Regions from separate parts of the Homo sapiens genome. Here region 2 is linked to region 1. Evidence: chromatin loops called from intact Hi-C (ENCODE). Cell type or tissue: chondrocyte. All regions are shown on one strand. Each heading gives the region's core, and the rest is flanking DNA. Links, peaks and the distances in the headings are about the cores only. Region 1 overlaps PLXNA4 (plexin A4). Region 2 overlaps PLXNA4 (plexin A4).

Region 1 (8,336 bases), core at 65-8,064:
CTCATTTCCATCTTTACAGGCTTCTCTTTCTTGTTTCAGTGCTTGCTGGCATCAAGCAGTAACTTCATACGCAACTTATATGCAACCCACAGGCTTATCCCAGCTTTTGGCATCAGGGACCTCTGTGGCCCTGACACAAGAATCCAGGCTAGTGACACTTAGCATGTTCCCTTAATCTCCCACTCTTTGTCCCTGACTGACAACTCATTCTCTGCTCTTTCAGATCTGGATCTGTCTTCTCTTTTTGTCTCTGGAGTGCCTGGGTGTCCCTGAAGGCCACGTGAGATCATTAAGGGCTTGGGGCTCCTCCCAGATAGGGTGAGCACGTGGTTCTCCAGCCTCAGAAGATCTGTGCCCTTGTCTTGCCCCTGACTCTGATCAACTGGTGATTTGAGGTCAGGAGTGTCACTCTTGCATGTGATTTTGACCGAGCATTGGTGGCATGCCACTTCACAAAGCAGTTGGCACTCCTTACCCTGAAGGACTTCTCCAAAGTGAAGCCCCAACAGACCTCTGGCCTCATTAAGCTGAGTCTACCTTTGGGATCATCCTTCTCTGATATTCAGTCTTTGCTGGCCTTGGGCAAATCACTGTTTGTGAGACCTTCATTTCCCTGACTGGCAGCCAAGGAATAGGATTATTATTTGACTGAATAGGTTTTTAAAATGTGTAATGTAAAATAGGTAATGATTTTTAAAAATATAAATATAATGTGAAATGTAAAAAGGCATGAAATAGACTCCGAATGCAGGGTTTAAAAAAGAATTCCATTCATTACTACCTAAAAACACTGAGCTTAGTGCAATGAGCCCATGGAAATGCTAAGTCCTATAGCCTTGGGATCTGTGGGCAATGTCCTGTGCTTCGGAGCGCAACGTGCTCCTAGCTAGGGAACATCAGTGGGGGTTAAGAGAATTTTGTTGTTATTCTCAATTCAATGCAGTGAGCATTTATGGAGGATATATTGTACTCCAGGCACTGTGCTGGACACTGCCACCCAGAAAGAACTCACGATGATCTGAGGAGCTATCAGCCTCCCCTTACTGGTCAATCTTCCAAAATACTAAAAAGGGAAGCATCTTGTCCAAGATCTTATGACAAGTTCGTTGACAAAGGCGAGTTTAAAAATCACCTACCCATCGAATTTACCTTTTGTTGCAATGCAGATCTGATGCAGTCACATGGGGTGGGAGCTAGCAGGCAGAGACTAAGAGTTAGGAGACTTCAGTTCTAGTTCTATTTCTGATGGGAGCTCACCATGCAAAGTTGTGATTTACCATTGGGAGGGACCCAGGGTCTACTGTTCCTATATTATATTTGAGGAAGCTGAGTCTTCAATATCCTAAGCCTTGGTTTTTTCATATGTAAAATGGAAATAATAATACTTACTTTGCATGGATTTTAGCAAATAAAATGTGAAAATAACTATCATATTATTTTGGAAAAATAAGTGCATAGCGGCCTTGACTTTGCTTCTAGAAGCGGATGTTGTCCTGTTCACCAACCTTTTTTGCTCTTCATCCCCTTCTCTACCAGGTGCCCAAGTGAAACCTTATAGATCCCAGCAGGTTTTCTGCCAAGAGAGTCAGATGCAATTTTTAAAAACATTTTACTTGTGGGCAAAAATCCCATAACAGCAGCTAGGCCTTGACCCCTTCTGGTTGACTCTTTTCACAAATAAGTGTTTGATAATCACCTTTCGTGGTAAAATATTTGATTTATTTTATGTCAGTTCTTTGGAGGGCCCTTAAAAAAAACTGCAAAAGCATTCACTAGCAGCTTTAGGGAAGGGGAGGAAAGAACAGGAAGAATTATGAACACACACCCTTAGAATCGTTATCATATTAAACCTGTGTTCCTTGAGAGTACGGATTTTCTGATATAGTTGGATCTCTTGCCTCTGGACAATGAAATTGCTATCCTCTGCCACAGAATAAATTACCTGTCAGGCTCTTTAAAGCAGTTTCAGGATGGTTAGTTTGAAGACAGCAGCCCACGCTGGAGAAGGCAGACGGGGCTGGGTGTGGGGAGAGTATACTTTCAAAAGTTGCTGGTTGCGTGTCGTAGTGTTATTTGCTGTGTCATGTTGATGGGGTGTGATTTGACAGCTGCATGTGAGAGGCAGCAACCTCAAAGAATTGAGAAGCACCTTCCAGGTGTTTGTCTGTGCAACATATGTCTGTGCAAGGCAGGGGGAGGGTAAACCAAGGCTCCCTTTTTCAACACAGAGATCCTGGCATTCTCCTGCAGGTTGAAGCTCAAAATTTGTTTTTGTTGCCTCACTTGTGGGGAAATCGGAGAATGTAATTGACCCTATTATGAAGATAAATTTGTGTTTTATGGCAGCATGGCACAAGCCCACACAGATCACACACACACACATACACACACACACACACTCACACATGCACATGCACACATGTGTGCACATGTGAAATAAGGTTTTCCAATAGCCAGAAGCATTTATCCTAATTCCATAAAGCTTTACAAAGTGCCACACTGCTCATTCACCACTGGGAATTTTTGAGGTCAGGAACCAGGTGCTTCTCTCTCTAGTAGTGCCCTACTCAGCAGGGCCTAGAGGACCATGGGTGCAGAGGAAACTGTCCTAGGGCCTTTAGGGAAAGGGAAAAGAGAGTAGAAATAATTAGGACCGCAAACTTTGGTTGGTCACCTGTTGTGCGAACCTCTGAGTTCAGGTCTTGCTCCTTGAGTTCAGGTCTTGCCCCCTAAACAAGTGGTTTGCAAATGTTTTGGTTCCAAAAGCTATTTGAGCAGCAGAAAATGCCCCTCCTTCTCCCACAAAGATCCCCAGCAAAATGTGTCACCCAAGGTGACTGGGAAGGGTAGCTATGCATGGATATACACATTGTATGTGTATGTGTGTATGCGTATGTATATATATGCATATGTGTGTATATGCATGCACATGTATGTATGGATATATTGTGTATTTGTATATCCATGTGTACCTGTGTGTATACATGTATGTACAATGTGAATCACCAAGTAAATTGCTTGTTCATGTATTCTAAAGTGTAGCTGGCCACACATTCTGAGAGACCAGTTTGCAGATAGCCTGGAGAATTTTCAGAGACCCCCAGGGATGGCTTCATTGGCCGGGGCGGGACTCTATGGTTGCAGAGCCCAAGCAAGGTGGGTTTGTTGCACCTGTGGGCCACGTGTCTGAAGCTCCGGCACCTGCCAGCTGCACTGCAAGTGTCAGGGCAGCTGGATCTGCCTGAGATTATTTTCTGCTTCTCAATTCCCTCCAGGCCTGAGGAAAAAAAAGAGAACTGCAGTTTGTGAATGATACCAGGGCTGCTGAATGAACCAGGGACTGTTGACGTTCTTGCCAATTGTAAAGCACGTTATACACGGTAATAATTGCAGGTTAATACTTGCTGCCTGTGATGGAGTTTAAAAGGGACGTGACAGTTCATCTCAATGTGGGTTGAAGAATTAATACATCCATATGTTTCATATAAACCTGTGAAAGTCCATCGATGACTTACTGTCTAGCAGTGGGCAGTTGATATGGAATAAATCTTTTTGTTTTGATATGTTGACAATCAGCTATAAGGATGATTGAAAAAAAAAGCTATTAGACCAAGAACAGAATTGTCAATATTAAGCACATCTAAAACTCCACAGAGCTGTAATTTTTAAAAACAGCTATTGAGGTGTTAATATGTGCAGGGCATTAGGCTAAGCCAGCCTAATTACCAGCAAGTGGCAAAAATAGAATACTCCCATAGTCTAATATCAAAGTCCTTGCTTTACAATGACACTATGGGATACTTTTAAATATATGTTAGACTAATACTGAGATTATCCAGTTAGAATTATCATCCTATCTTGATATTCAGTGTGTGGTTGAGAAGTTAGCCATTCCCTGTTTAACTGGGTAATATGAACTGTGGCTTTCTTGCAAATAATAATGTTATGTATCTACCTACCCTATTTTTGCTATGTCATTTTAGACCTGAGATCATGGGGAACATCAAATAATAATAAACCAAATTAGTATTTATTGAGCACTTACTACATGCCAGGCCCTATGTCCCGTGCTTTATCATGGATTATGTCATCAAAGCAACCCTATGATAGTTACTTACTGTTATCTACACCTCATAGATGAGGACACTGAAGCTCTAAGTGGTCATATACTCTAAAGCTGGTATTTTAACCAGAATCTGTGGTCCTAACCAACCTTTAACCCAATTTATAAATATGCTTTTGGCATGCTGCGTGCAAACCCACACACATGCTTATACACCTGTAAGTCGTGCTGAGGTTTTCCTGCATAGGGTGTACCAGAGACACACTTCTCAAAAGCTCCATCCTCCCAGAACCACAACCGTACACAACCACACGCTGGATGCAGTTCCTGCCCCTCCTCTTGACTTTCCTTCCGGCCTGGCCTCCACAGAACCCATGGGCGTAATCTTGGCTCAAGTTAATTTCACTTTTCACTCCTCCCACCTCTTCACCTCTCTTTCTCAGTGGAGACAGTGTTTTCCACTTAATGTGGAGGGAATCACATGGGCTTGTCAGGCTGCCCTCTGCAATCACATGACCCTCCTGCTGCTGACAGTCTGCAGTGTGTGTACTCATGTTGCTGTGGTCACCACTTCTGGGTTTTGCTGTATCTTCAGGTGGTGTGTATTTAGTGGTCTGGGGCCAACCTGGGGTGGGAGAAACAAAGGAGAGTTTCACTGAAAATAGGAGAGGCTGAAGAGGCCAATGAGAGTGCAACAAGCTAAGGATCTCTTGGTGCGGAGGGTACAGGGCTGGTGGCTTTTTCTGTTTTTTTTTTTTTTTTCTTTTTTTTCCTCAGATGCAGCTCTCCTTCCATTTGTGATCCCGAGCTTCACATAGTCACATGCACAACCCCCTAACTCTCACACATACACCCACACATCACCAGTGATTGCAGTTTCATTTGTAAGAATGTGTGTGTCTGTGCACGTGCTTGCATGCAAACATGCACACACACGTGTGGTCACATCCCTCCTTGCTAGATTTCTGCCCCTCAGGAGTCAATTTCTTCGGATACTTTAAGGGGTTGCACTTAGGACCACGAAGGGAGGCAGCTGGCACAGGCCTGGACTTTTCAGGATCTTCCTATGCGCCATGTTCTGACTATTGCACTTCTGATTGTCTTTGAAGAGCAAAGTGGATGCCCTGTATTAGTTGGTGTGGCCACTGAATTGGATTCTCTTCTCCAGAGCATCAGCTTGTAGCCATTTTCATCTGAGGACTCAGGGAACAAAGGAAAAGAAAATATAAGGCTGCTCCCTGGGCATGCTCCTTCCCATCCGTGTTTTGGGGCCAAGGTCAACATGGGCATGATCCCTGAGCAAGGCATGTGTATATGGCGATGGAGCATCTGTAGGGCATTGCAGCAGGAAAGCCCAGTCATATCCAAGTCAGATGGTTCCACATGCTCCTGCAGGGGTGGCATCTGAGCTGGCCAATAGTACAAGTGTCCTGGAGCCCTGAAGCAGCCTGCATTGAGTGGGGTATAGCAGCTGTGAAGCCACCAACAGGGACCGCATCCCAGCTTGAGGGAGTGGCTGGGGATTTTAATAGGTCATTCCTAGCTTGCGGCAAACATCTTTCAGCTTCTCCTTTCCTCTCTCTCGCTCACTGACCTTTTCACTATCTCTGTCCTATGCTGATTTTGGGTCTTCCTTGTCTCTTGGCTCAGCAGCCATCACCGAAATTCAGAGCTCTGATTTTCCATGTAGCAACTTGGAGGAGGGGTATGCATAGGGACTTTTCTTTGCATTTCTCCAACGATTGGAAATTGAGGGACAGGTCATCTTGCTTTGATTGGGATCTCCCACTGCATTGGTTCCTTCTGCTGTGTTTCCATTTGCAGTGAAGGTGCAGGTGGAGGAAGGGAATTCCTAAGCTGGCTGGCCCTGTCTCATTGCTCATAATCTATGGGGCAAGGCTTCCGCCGCCTGGCTCCAGGATGGCTGGGCGAAGTAATTATCCTGGATAGTGGCATGGTGTTCGTTGCCATGGCCTTACCTCATCACTCCCCGTTTTTCACTCTAGCTGCTTAAAATATAAACCAGACCCATTGTCCCCATAGACGGACTCCCTTCAGAGTTGGACGGAGTGTGCAGCATGTCATATGTCATCTGATTTGCAGCGTGTTTGGGTGATTGCCAGATGAATACAGGAAGAAGGAGAGTGCAGCCTGGAGTATGCAGGGAGATGTGTGGCTTTCCAGGGACAGAGTCTCCAGGCTGACACCTGACCCAGCAGGTGACTTTGACAAGTTGCCAGCCTCTGAGGTCTCATATGTGGATTGGAAGAAAACCTAGAAGTCACCCATCATTTTCTGGGAACTGGAGAAGTCTGTGAGGAGCAGGGTTCGGGGGTGCCCCTAAGCCAGAAACCTCTAATTTAGAGAATATTAGTACTATTGTTCTTTCTATCCCAACAATTTGCTGAGAAATTGTTGGAAGCTGCTGGTACCTACTGGCTGGCTGCTGACCCTGGCCTTTGCCTCACAGGGGTTATCCTTGGACTACAAAGCTTAGAGCTTTGTAGGGGAAGAGAGAAGAGAGGAAGCGGGTACTCCAATGTGTAGGAAGGGGAAGGGAGATGGGCTCAGTGGACGTGCTGTGGATGGTCACACTCACGCTGGCTACAGCCTGTCATGCGTCTCATGGGTGCTCACAGGCTCACCAACACAAAGACAAGTGTTGCCGAACACAGGTGGCCCCAGCAAACATCCACAGACAACCCCCCGGATGTCCGGCTGTATCTCTGACTCCTTCCTTTCACTTTCCACTTTCTTCAACACTCCTCATTGTTCTTTCTCACCTCCCCTGTGAGCCTCACCCCTCCTTTGCCCTCTGTTCTCTTTGTAGGAGATTGGGGTGGTTGGAGGATGGTGGTGGTCCTCCAGGCTGCTTGGGAGCCCCGTGGCTGGAGGCCATTTCTGGGTCTGCAGGCTCCATCCACGGGGCCGATTAGAACAGGCTGCAGTCTGAGCAACTGTATTAAGTAGTGGTTGTCATGGAAACAGGGCTCTTGATGTTGTCTAGATTCCAGAATCTCTCCCCCCTCCCCACCTTGGTTATTTTCTTTCCTCCCTTGTTTTTTCCCCTGGGGCTATGGGTACGTGTTCAGTAGGAGTTTGTGGACCCGCAGCTGACACTGAAGACTGCAGATCTCAGCCGGCTCCATGATGCCACCATTCTAAATGAGGACGTGGGTCTGTGTGGCCAGGAAGCCCGAGGCGAGGCAAACATACTTCCTGCTCGAGTCCTAGAGATATAGGCTGATGTGTCCAGATGCCAGAAGCGCAGACTGACTCCCCAACAAGTGTCCTTTATGCATAAAGAAGGGCTGGGGAGAGATGGAACAGACTGGGAACTTGGATCTCAGCCCTGTGTCTCTTCCCAGGGTGGCCCCAGAGCAGAGACCTGGAAAGAGGTGTTGAGCCTCTGGACTTGGGTTCCTCATCCTGGGTGAAAAATTAGAGTGGGGACTTTGGTAAATCCCTGGCAAGGCTAGTGTTTCATCCACACAAGAGACTAATCCTCTAACTCTCTACATCTGTACCCGTCAAGGCTGTGCCAGCTTATGCAGCTGAAGGTGGTCAGAGCAAAGTGGAGCTCACCGTTCCACACTTAGGATAACATCATTCATGGTCTGTGTGCCTTGGTGTCCCCAAATGAGGCAAGATGGGGTTCATGTTCTTTCATCTGACTACGTTTCATCCCAAAGATGTTATGTGGCTAAAAAGAGATAGCAGATGGCAAGCTCCTTGGAAAGAAGCAAGTATTATACAAAGAAAGCAATAGTTGTAGTCAGGAATCTACTTTAAGATAGACTTGAAACAGCATGACTTAAGAAAAGCCACAAACTGGTTTGTGTCTTGAGGGAATCTGAACTTCTAAGTCTGAATTTTGCTAAACATCAGGGAGAGACAGGATAGCATGCACAGAGTGTTCACCTACCTCTCTGCCCTCCTTGCCTCCCACCCTGGGCAGCTGGGACAGGCATGGCAGAGATGCCAACCAAGATGGATAAGGTGAGCTGGGCCCCAGGGACAGCAATGTGGGTACACTACGGTGGCCAGAAAACCATGGAACCGGGAGCTGGGTGCACACTGTGGCCAAAAGAGAGCTTGGAAAGCCAGCACCGGAGTGCCAAATCTGATGCCAGTGAGGGCACTGGGGAGAGAGAAGGAGAGACAAAAGCAAAGTGTCAGAAACTGAGGAAATAGGAACGGAAAGGAAGGGCAACCAAAGGCGGGAAGCGTCCTTGGAGTCAGGCAAGGCTGCGCAGTGGTGGGCAGACCAGCC
Region 2 (8,336 bases), core at 51-8,050, 51 kb after region 1:
TGCTGGGCATTGCATTTCCCATGTCACCTACCTGATGCCACCTTGCAGCATGGCCACACACACTCATGCACACACGTGCACATACCTGCTCCTGCCAGCTGCTGGTACCCTTCCGTCCTCCTGGCTGGGCACAGACTCTCCTTTCCACTAATGCTAACTGGCATTGAGGGGAAGCAGAAACTAGATTCCATCATCCCTTTGCTTTACTCGAAAGGGATGGGGCAAAAGGGAAACTCCCTAAGACTGTGATGCTGTGGTATGGGGAGAAGTAACTAGAGTTTGCCCTCTGCGTTCCTTCCCATCCACTGCCTTCTCTGCTTACCGGCTTTTGAGTCACCAGCAAAGAATTTACTGTCTTATTACAGACATCATTTTTCAACATTAGAAGCACAAAAGGAGAACAGAAAGGCCTTAGCCCAGCTCATGCCCAACCAATGTGAGGAAGTACAAGCTCCTTGGGACTTTCAAGGAGTGCAAGTGCCTGCTGAAAGGCAGGGTGGGGCTGGGTGTGTCTCAGGAAACAAGAAGGAGAGTGGTTGGTGGGCAGAAGGGGGCTGGGACTCATGGGGCAGAGAAGAAGCGGGGGCCATGATGTGGCACATCCTGGGGCTTGCTTTGCCAGACAGAGAAGTTAATGATGGCTGTGTTTTCAGTGGGGGCCTTTTCTTTTTTATTGTTATTATTTTTTATTTTTTATACTTTAAGTTCTGGGGTATATATGCAGAACGTGCAGGTTTGTTACATAGGTATACATGTGCCATGGTGGTTTGCTGCACTCATCAACCGGTCATCTACATTAGGTTTTCCCCTAACGCTATCCCTTCCCTAGCCCCCGACCCCCCGACAGGCCCCAGTGTGTGATGTTACCCTCCCTGTGTCCATGTGTTCTCATTGTTCAACTCCCACTTAGGAGTGAGAACGTGCAGTGTTTGGTTTTCTGTTCCTGTGTTAGTTTGCTGAGAATGATGGTTTCCAGCATCATCCATGTCCCTGCAATGGATAGGAACTCATCCTTTTTTATGGCTGCATAGTATTCCATGGTATGTATGGGCCACATTTTCTTTGTCCAGTCTATCATTGATGGGCATTTGGGTTAGTTCCAAGTCTTTGCTATTGTGGACAGTGCCACAGTAAACATACATATGCATGTGTCTTTATAGTAGAATTATTTATAATACTTTGGGTATATACCCAGTGATGGGATTGCTGGGTCAAATGGTATTTCTAGTTCTAGAACCTTGAGGAATCTCCACACTGTCTTTCACAATGGTTGAACTAATTTACACTCCCACCAACAGTGTAAAAGCATTCCTATTTCTCCACATCCTCTCTGGCATCTGTTGTGTCCTGACTTTTTAATTATCACCAATCTAACTGGTGTGAGATGGTATCTTACTGCCCAAAGTAAGTTATAGATTTAATGCTATCCTGATCAGGCTGCCATTGACTTTCTTCACAGAATTGGAAAAAAAACTACTTCAAATTTCTTATGGAATCAAAAAAGAGCCCACATAGCCAAGACAATCCTAAGCAGAAAGAACAAAGCTGGAGGCATCACACTACCTGACTTCAAACTATACTACAAGGCTATAGTAACAAAAACAGCATCGTACCAGTACCAAAACAGATATCTAGACCAATGGAACAGAACAGAAGCCTCAGAAACAATTCCACACATCTACAACCATCTGATCTTTGACAAACCTGACAAAAACAAGCAATAGGGAAAGGATTCCCCATTTAATAAATGGTGTTGGGAAAACTGGCTAGCCATATGCAGAAAGCTGAAACTAGATCCCTTCCTTACACCTTATACAAAAATTAACTCAAGATGGATTCAAGACTTAAATGTAAGACCTAAAACCATGAAAACCCTAGAAGAAAACCTAGGCAATACCATTCAGGACATTGGCATGGGCAAAGACTTCATGACTAAAACACCAAAAGCAATGGCAACAAAAGCCAAAATAGACAACAAATAGGATCTGATTAAACCAAAGAGCTTCTGCACAGCAAAGGAAACTATCATCAGAGTGAACAGGAACCTACAGAATGGGAGAAAATATTTGCAATCTATCCATCTGACAAAGGGCTAGTATCCAGAATCTACAAGAACTTACACAGATTTACAAGAAAAAAAACAACCCAATCAAAAAGTGGGCAAAGGATATGAACAGATACTTCTCAAAAGAAAACATTTATGCATCCAACAAACATATGAAAAAAAGCTCATCATCACTGGTCATCAGTGGGGCCCTTTTCTTTTGAGAATGTTGTCTCTTCCAGCCAGAGCTGTGTGAAGGACACGCCTCTGCTCTGAGCTGCCAGTCATGGCTTGTGGGATTCAGGCTCCTCTCATGTTATGGGACTTGCCAGAAAGAAGCCCTGCTTTGAGGAATAGAATAATGAAGGCTAATGCTTCCTAGAATCTTGTAGAATTGGAAGGGAGGGCTGGCATGAGCCCCAGGCTTGAGCTCATCCCACCCTGAATTCTACAACCCAAAGGTTGAGACAGTTTCTGTCTTATCCACCCTTGAAGCCAATGTAGTCCCAACTTAAGGCCCCAAAGCCTCTTAGGACCCCTGGGAGAAGTAATTGGGTGAAACTCTTCATACGTACTTATCCTTCAAAGAGTTTAACAGCTGGAACCCCTTAGTTGGATTGCTAAAAATACATGGTCAGGACACAGAAAAGACATTAATAAGGAGACCTTTTTTTTTCTGAACCAAAATTGTTAGTTAGGGTAGACTATTACAATACAATAATAAGTACAAAATTATCATCGTGGTGGAATATCTGGTGACTGGGACTAATATGAATGATTGACTTACAAATCATGCATTTTCTTGTTACTCTCAGGCAGGGACACAATGTGGCTGGGTGACTTTGGGCAAGATACTTAACATTGGGGGTCCTCAGTTTCCAGGGTCTCCCCAGCTCTGTGTTTTAGTGATTTGGGGCAGAAGGGGAGAGAACTCCTATGGAAGTCGGATCGAAGTGACAGTCACAGTGCAGGTGAGACAGGAATAGGGAGGACAGGTGTATGGGAGTGCTCCGAAAAGGGAACCAGGGATTGGCTGTACCCCACCTGCACCCTGAGATAGAAGTCTCTTATGAATCTGTACATATTCCTTGTGATTTCCTTTCAGCTGGACTGAGGGGGCTGTGACTACTCTCCTCACTTGTGTGCAGGTTGAATGTTTTAATTAAGATCTGGGCTGCTGGTCGGTGGGAATTGATTGAAGCTGGCCTGCAGTCCCAGACAGAAGCAGAGACATGCCGCGGGAGGGAGGTGCAGAAAGAGACCCCGGGGAGCTTCCAGCCTCTCTGGCTCTATGCTGGAGACAGAGCAGGGTTCAGAGAGCCCTTAATGGCCAAGCAGATTAGGAACATGGTTCCGGCTGAGGGCATAGAGACCTGGTGAATGATAATCAAACTTGCAGCCAGTCAACCAGCTAAGTAGACAAGATCTAAATAAACATCCTGCTGTCTCTGCGTGGGCCGCCCACAATCTCCATTACAGAATCAAGTTGTCTCCTCCAGCACCCTGACCTTGGGCTCTCTGCTTCATCCTGGTGCAATGCCCATTTCCCAATACTGGATTCATAAATGTCTCTCACCCTTTGTGCTCACTCTCCTGGGCTTCCTTTGGATCTGGCAAGTGAGTGCCGTAATTCTCTGGTGGCTTCTGAACCATAGAGTTACCTGGCGACAGATGGGCTATTCAGTTTTCTCAGCTTTTCTTCTTCATTCTTGCCAGTTACTCAACTCCCATAAAACATTTCAGCCTGCAGACCCTGCCAATTTTTACATCCCCCTCTGCTCTCCAACTTAGTTAAGGCACTTCAACGTTGAGTATCTCCTTTACTCAAAGACATCGTGAAGGTTGAGTGGAAAGAAAACATTTATAATCTATTAGCTCAGAAGCCTGGTCTATTCTAGCACATCTCAAACTTTCACATGCATACAAATTGCCTGGGAATTTTATGCAAAGGCAGATTCTTATTCAATAGGTGTGAGGTGGAGCCTGAGATTCTGCATTTCTTGCAAGTTCACAGGTAATGATGATGATCTTGGTCCTTGAACCACACATTGAGTGGCAAGGATCTAGACCAGCGCAATTCAGCATATACTCTGTGAACGAGTTGTTAGTGGCCTGTGCTGAGATAGGTACAGACATTGAGAGTGAGCATTTAGAAATGTATACAGCAACTTGATATTGATGCAACATCCCAGCACATACTCAATGCATTTGTATTTTGCAGCTTCAAGTTTCACTCTTCTAGTAATTTGTTCTTCTAGTATTTGACAAAAGTATCCATCTACAGTAGATGGGAAATTTTACAGAATGGCCCTTCAAAACAATTTGAGAAGCTCTGGCCTATAAGACATGTGATGTGCTTTGCAGTCCCCAAGATTTTCTGATGCTCTGCAGCTTGTGCACAAAAGTGTCCCGTCTTTGGGGACAACCCTGGGGAACATGATCCCTGCTGAGGCTCTCGAGCCAGGTCCCTGGAATATCCTCATCCCACCTGTTTTCCGAGCTCAATGTTTTCTTTCCACGGCAGAATGCTGGGTATTTCAGACGACGGTTTAACGTACCGGGGGTATGCCAGGAAAGGCTGACTAACGAGAGAGGCAGCCAGAGAGCCTCTGAGCATGTGGCCCCAGAGGTGTCCACCCCAAGCCTGGGCAGCCTGTTCCCTTCCCCACTAAGCATGATTTTACTCGAATGTAGTACCACCTGCCCCACTTCTGAGAAAGAAAAAGCTAGGCTGCAAAACAAGCCAGTGAGAAGGCTTCCTGCCTTGCATGCCCACAGGGGAGGGCTGGGTGTTAATGAACCCAAGTGCAGTCATAACAGGAATGAGACCAGCTGGAGCCCGCCCGTGTTTGACCAGCGGTCATTTGGCAGGATCCAGACTGCTGGGGGAGTGGTCAGAGATGCAAACACAGCCCGGTGTTCTCCCTGCAGAGGCTGTCTTTGTTGTTCTTGGACCACTGTGGGCCAGGACTGGTGGGGATGACTCTGGGGACACAGGGCTGGCAGGATTCCTTTCAAACTCATTCTTTTTCTTCCATTTCCCACCTCTGGTGCTTGTTTCAATGCTGGGCAGCTCACGGGGCCCCTCTATCAATGGACTGATTGGTTTTATATTCCCCCCTTCTGAGCTGGAGGTAATCCCTCAAAGATCGCTGCTCTATGGAACATCATGCCATCTTTACTAAATGCTAATTAAGTTTAAAAATCACAGAGAAAAGGGGCTGATATTGAATAACCATGTGTTGAATGATCTTCTTACATCCTTCGGAAATTAGCCACTTCAGCGTTCAAAAACGATGTGATTCCAGCTAGGTTCAGATTTAATTGAGTGGATAGATTTTGATTTGTGCTTATGATTTATTGAATGACCCTAAGCTGCTTTATCTTTTAATTTGTGCAAATTATTAGTGAGGGGCAAGGTTGGCCACAGGAGGACTTGTCACTGAGAATGTGTGTGTGTGTGTGCATCCATGTGTGCATGCGCACGCGTGTGTGTGCGCGCATGCACTTGCATGCTCACCTTTGGATAAAAAGTGATACTTGGTAAGATGGGGCTTTGAGGTTGTTCTTTCAGGGACATAGGTGAGGCATCCTGTCCTGATCATTCCCCTTGCTGTCTAAGACACGTGCCATCATACAGCTTGCTGAGTCAGGTGCCTGGGGCCGGGTGTAACATCCGTGGCCAGGGAACAAAAGTAAAGTTGTTTGGTTGACCCAGGATTTGGACTTCAACTGTGGCCTTGTTAGTTCTGCTCCATAGATATTGAGGCTCTTAATACATTTTGTAATACATATTTACTGTATTTCAGAACTGTAATACATATTTACTGTAAACAGAAAGGAGGAGGGGAATAAGGAGGCTTATGGGCATATCTTGTGCACCATGGTCTAAGTCTGCTAAGGTTTCATCTTTTCCAGATGCCTGGTACCAGCCTCTGCCCTACCCTTGAGCTACAGACGGGACCCCGATCCCACAGAGCAACAGTGACTCTGGAACTCCTGTTCTCCAGCTGTTCATCAAACTGAGAAAAACTTCAGAGCTGTGTAGGCTTATTTAGTGTGTTGTCAGCCTTGGATATTGGAAAATGGAAACAGATGAGACACATCTACCTCCCTGTGACCCCAGCCATACATCATAGCTCATGTCCTGCCACCCCAAGTCCTTAGGGAAAAAAGACTTTGGAGAATGTGTCTCTGCTTAGCTTGGCTAGGTAGTTGGTCTCTTTTCTCTGCCCCAAGCGTCCCATGGGTAATTTTGGACAATGGAGTGTAGGCATGTTTGACTCTTGTGGTGTTATCACTTGTATATGTCAGTGAAACTAACTGATTCTCCCATCGGAATATAGTTATCTCTTGGGCCTGATATATGGTAGGATAACCTTATGCTCATCTGTCCACTTCTGCAGCCAAGTCGCCTGGCCAGTGTGTGTGTGTGTGTGTGTGTGTGTGTGTGTGTGTGTGTGTGTGTATGCTTATCTGTGTTTAAAGGTGTGTGTGCATACACAGGGCAGAGAGGATGGAGCCCACCGTACTGCAGCATCATGTAATTAACTCAGTGCTCAGAACCATCCCAGCCTCTGCGGGAAAGAGAAAAGGAAGCCAACAGTGCCTGATGAGCTGATCATATGTGCAAAAGCTCTGTTGGCATCTGGTCCAGGAGAGCACCCAAAAAAAGTTAATTGGTGTTGTCCAGTCTCCTTTCCTTAAGACTATGGTTACAACAAAGCGTGAGCAGTGTCTCCTGCATGGCCACTATCCAGCACAATTCCATAATTCCCCCATAGAGCCGGTGGGGAGGAGGAGGTGAGTGGCGAAGGAAGTGGAAACACTTGGTGTCATGTGCTCCTATCATTTCTACTAGCTTACTGGGAAATAAAGTGTAGTCAAGAGTGTATGAAGGCAAGATGTAAAATTAGCGACTGGTGCTAATCTGGTTACTTGAAAACAAGTGAAAGTGCTGTAGATTTGTTCTGTTGCTAAGAACCACCACACTAAACCTCGTATAGTTCCTGGAGGATACACAACAGTGTAATTCTCTTTAGGGTGTGCCACAGGTTCCTGGCCTGTGGGAGGGAATGAATCAGGAGGGCTCTTGAGAACCTTCATCTGTGTGCTTGCACTGAAAGTGAGTCCCAAAGCTGGAGATTTAGTGAGAGCAGGCAACCCCTCTGTGTCTCACTGTCCATATTCTGGAGGCAGAGGTTTGTAACAGGCCATGTGCACCTGCATAGGGATGGGTAAAGCAAGGACTTTGAAAGAGTTGAAAAGCATTATAAACAGTTGTTCAGAAATACGTCCCAGGAGTTCCATGTGAAACTGGCTCTGTGTGCATTGAAGCATGGCTGTTGGGAATTCTAACTGGTCCAACACTCCTGCAAAACAATGTGTAAATATTTAGGAAGAAACTTGAAAATAGTCAAATCCTTTGAACTGGTGACAATTTTTTAAAGAATCAATTCTAATTTGTTTCAAGGGTAATAATCACCAAGATACACATTTCAGCATTTATTTAGTCTATCAAAAATTGGAATTGATATATACACTCATTTATAGGAGAATGGTTAGGTAGATTTGGTATATTTATGTAGTCATTGAAAACTTAGTTTATAAAGGCCAATCTTGTAACTGATTCTTGTGTGATAACATTCAGTGAAAAAGCATGAGACAATTAGAAAGCATGATACAATGAATAAAATAAAAACTGGAAAGAGAACCATCAAAATGCTAACAGTAGTTGTGCTTGGAAAATGGGATGAGGTGTGGTTTATTTATTGTTTTCTATTTATTTACATTTTTTCTTAATTTTCTTTAATGAGCATTTATTACTTTTACTTTGGAAAAAATAAATTTTGAAAAATAGAATCCCAGGGAATGCTTTAGGTAGCATTTAAGTCTGAGGGTGAAGATGCTTTGAAATATCCATGTCCAATCCTGGTGTGTGCAGCCAGCCAGCTAATTAACTCAGCAGTGAGGGGGTCTTTTCTCGAGGGGGTCTTTTTTCAAGTGGGCTGTATGGTTTGCTTGGTGGCTTGGCCATCTCACAACACATGCCATGAGTGGGCTTCAGAGAGAGGGAGCATGGATGGAGGGATCAATATGAGCCTTTCCCCACTGCTGGGATAAACCTGACTGCCAACAGGAATGTATTAAGGGTTTCCTACAAAGGATGCACCCTGCTTTGAACTAAAGATGATACAGAAGAAGTACAAAGGAAAATCGTTGCCCATAAGAACTTGTATTCCTATATAAGGATAAGACACTAAGACATAGACACGCAAAAAAGTTCATGAAC

Evidence for each region. A loop is a pair of places that touch in the nucleus more often than their neighbours do. Peaks named below come from ENCODE experiments on the same cell type or tissue, not always from the same donor. Only the 100,000 strongest peaks of a DNase experiment are listed, where the experiment ranks them.
Region 2: it touches region 1 in a loop (4-fold over the local background); 4 of 110 quality-filtered maps call a loop at or near these places.

What each region holds. Positions count from the first base shown.
Region 1 is chr7:132,434,059-132,442,394 of GRCh38, reverse strand. All of the region lies in intron 3 of PLXNA4 (plexin A4), which reads left to right. Among named protein-coding and RNA genes, the nearest start is that of PLXNA4-AS1, 86 kb to the right of the region's middle. In chondrocyte, for the core only: no CTCF peak of the experiment used is centred there; no DNase peak of the experiment used is centred there.
Region 2 is chr7:132,382,922-132,391,257 of GRCh38, reverse strand. The region is part of intron 3 of PLXNA4 (plexin A4); the gene reads left to right. Among named protein-coding and RNA genes, the nearest start is that of PLXNA4-AS1, 35 kb to the right of the region's middle. In chondrocyte, for the core only: no CTCF peak of the experiment used is centred there; a DNase peak (open chromatin) is centred at 4,890.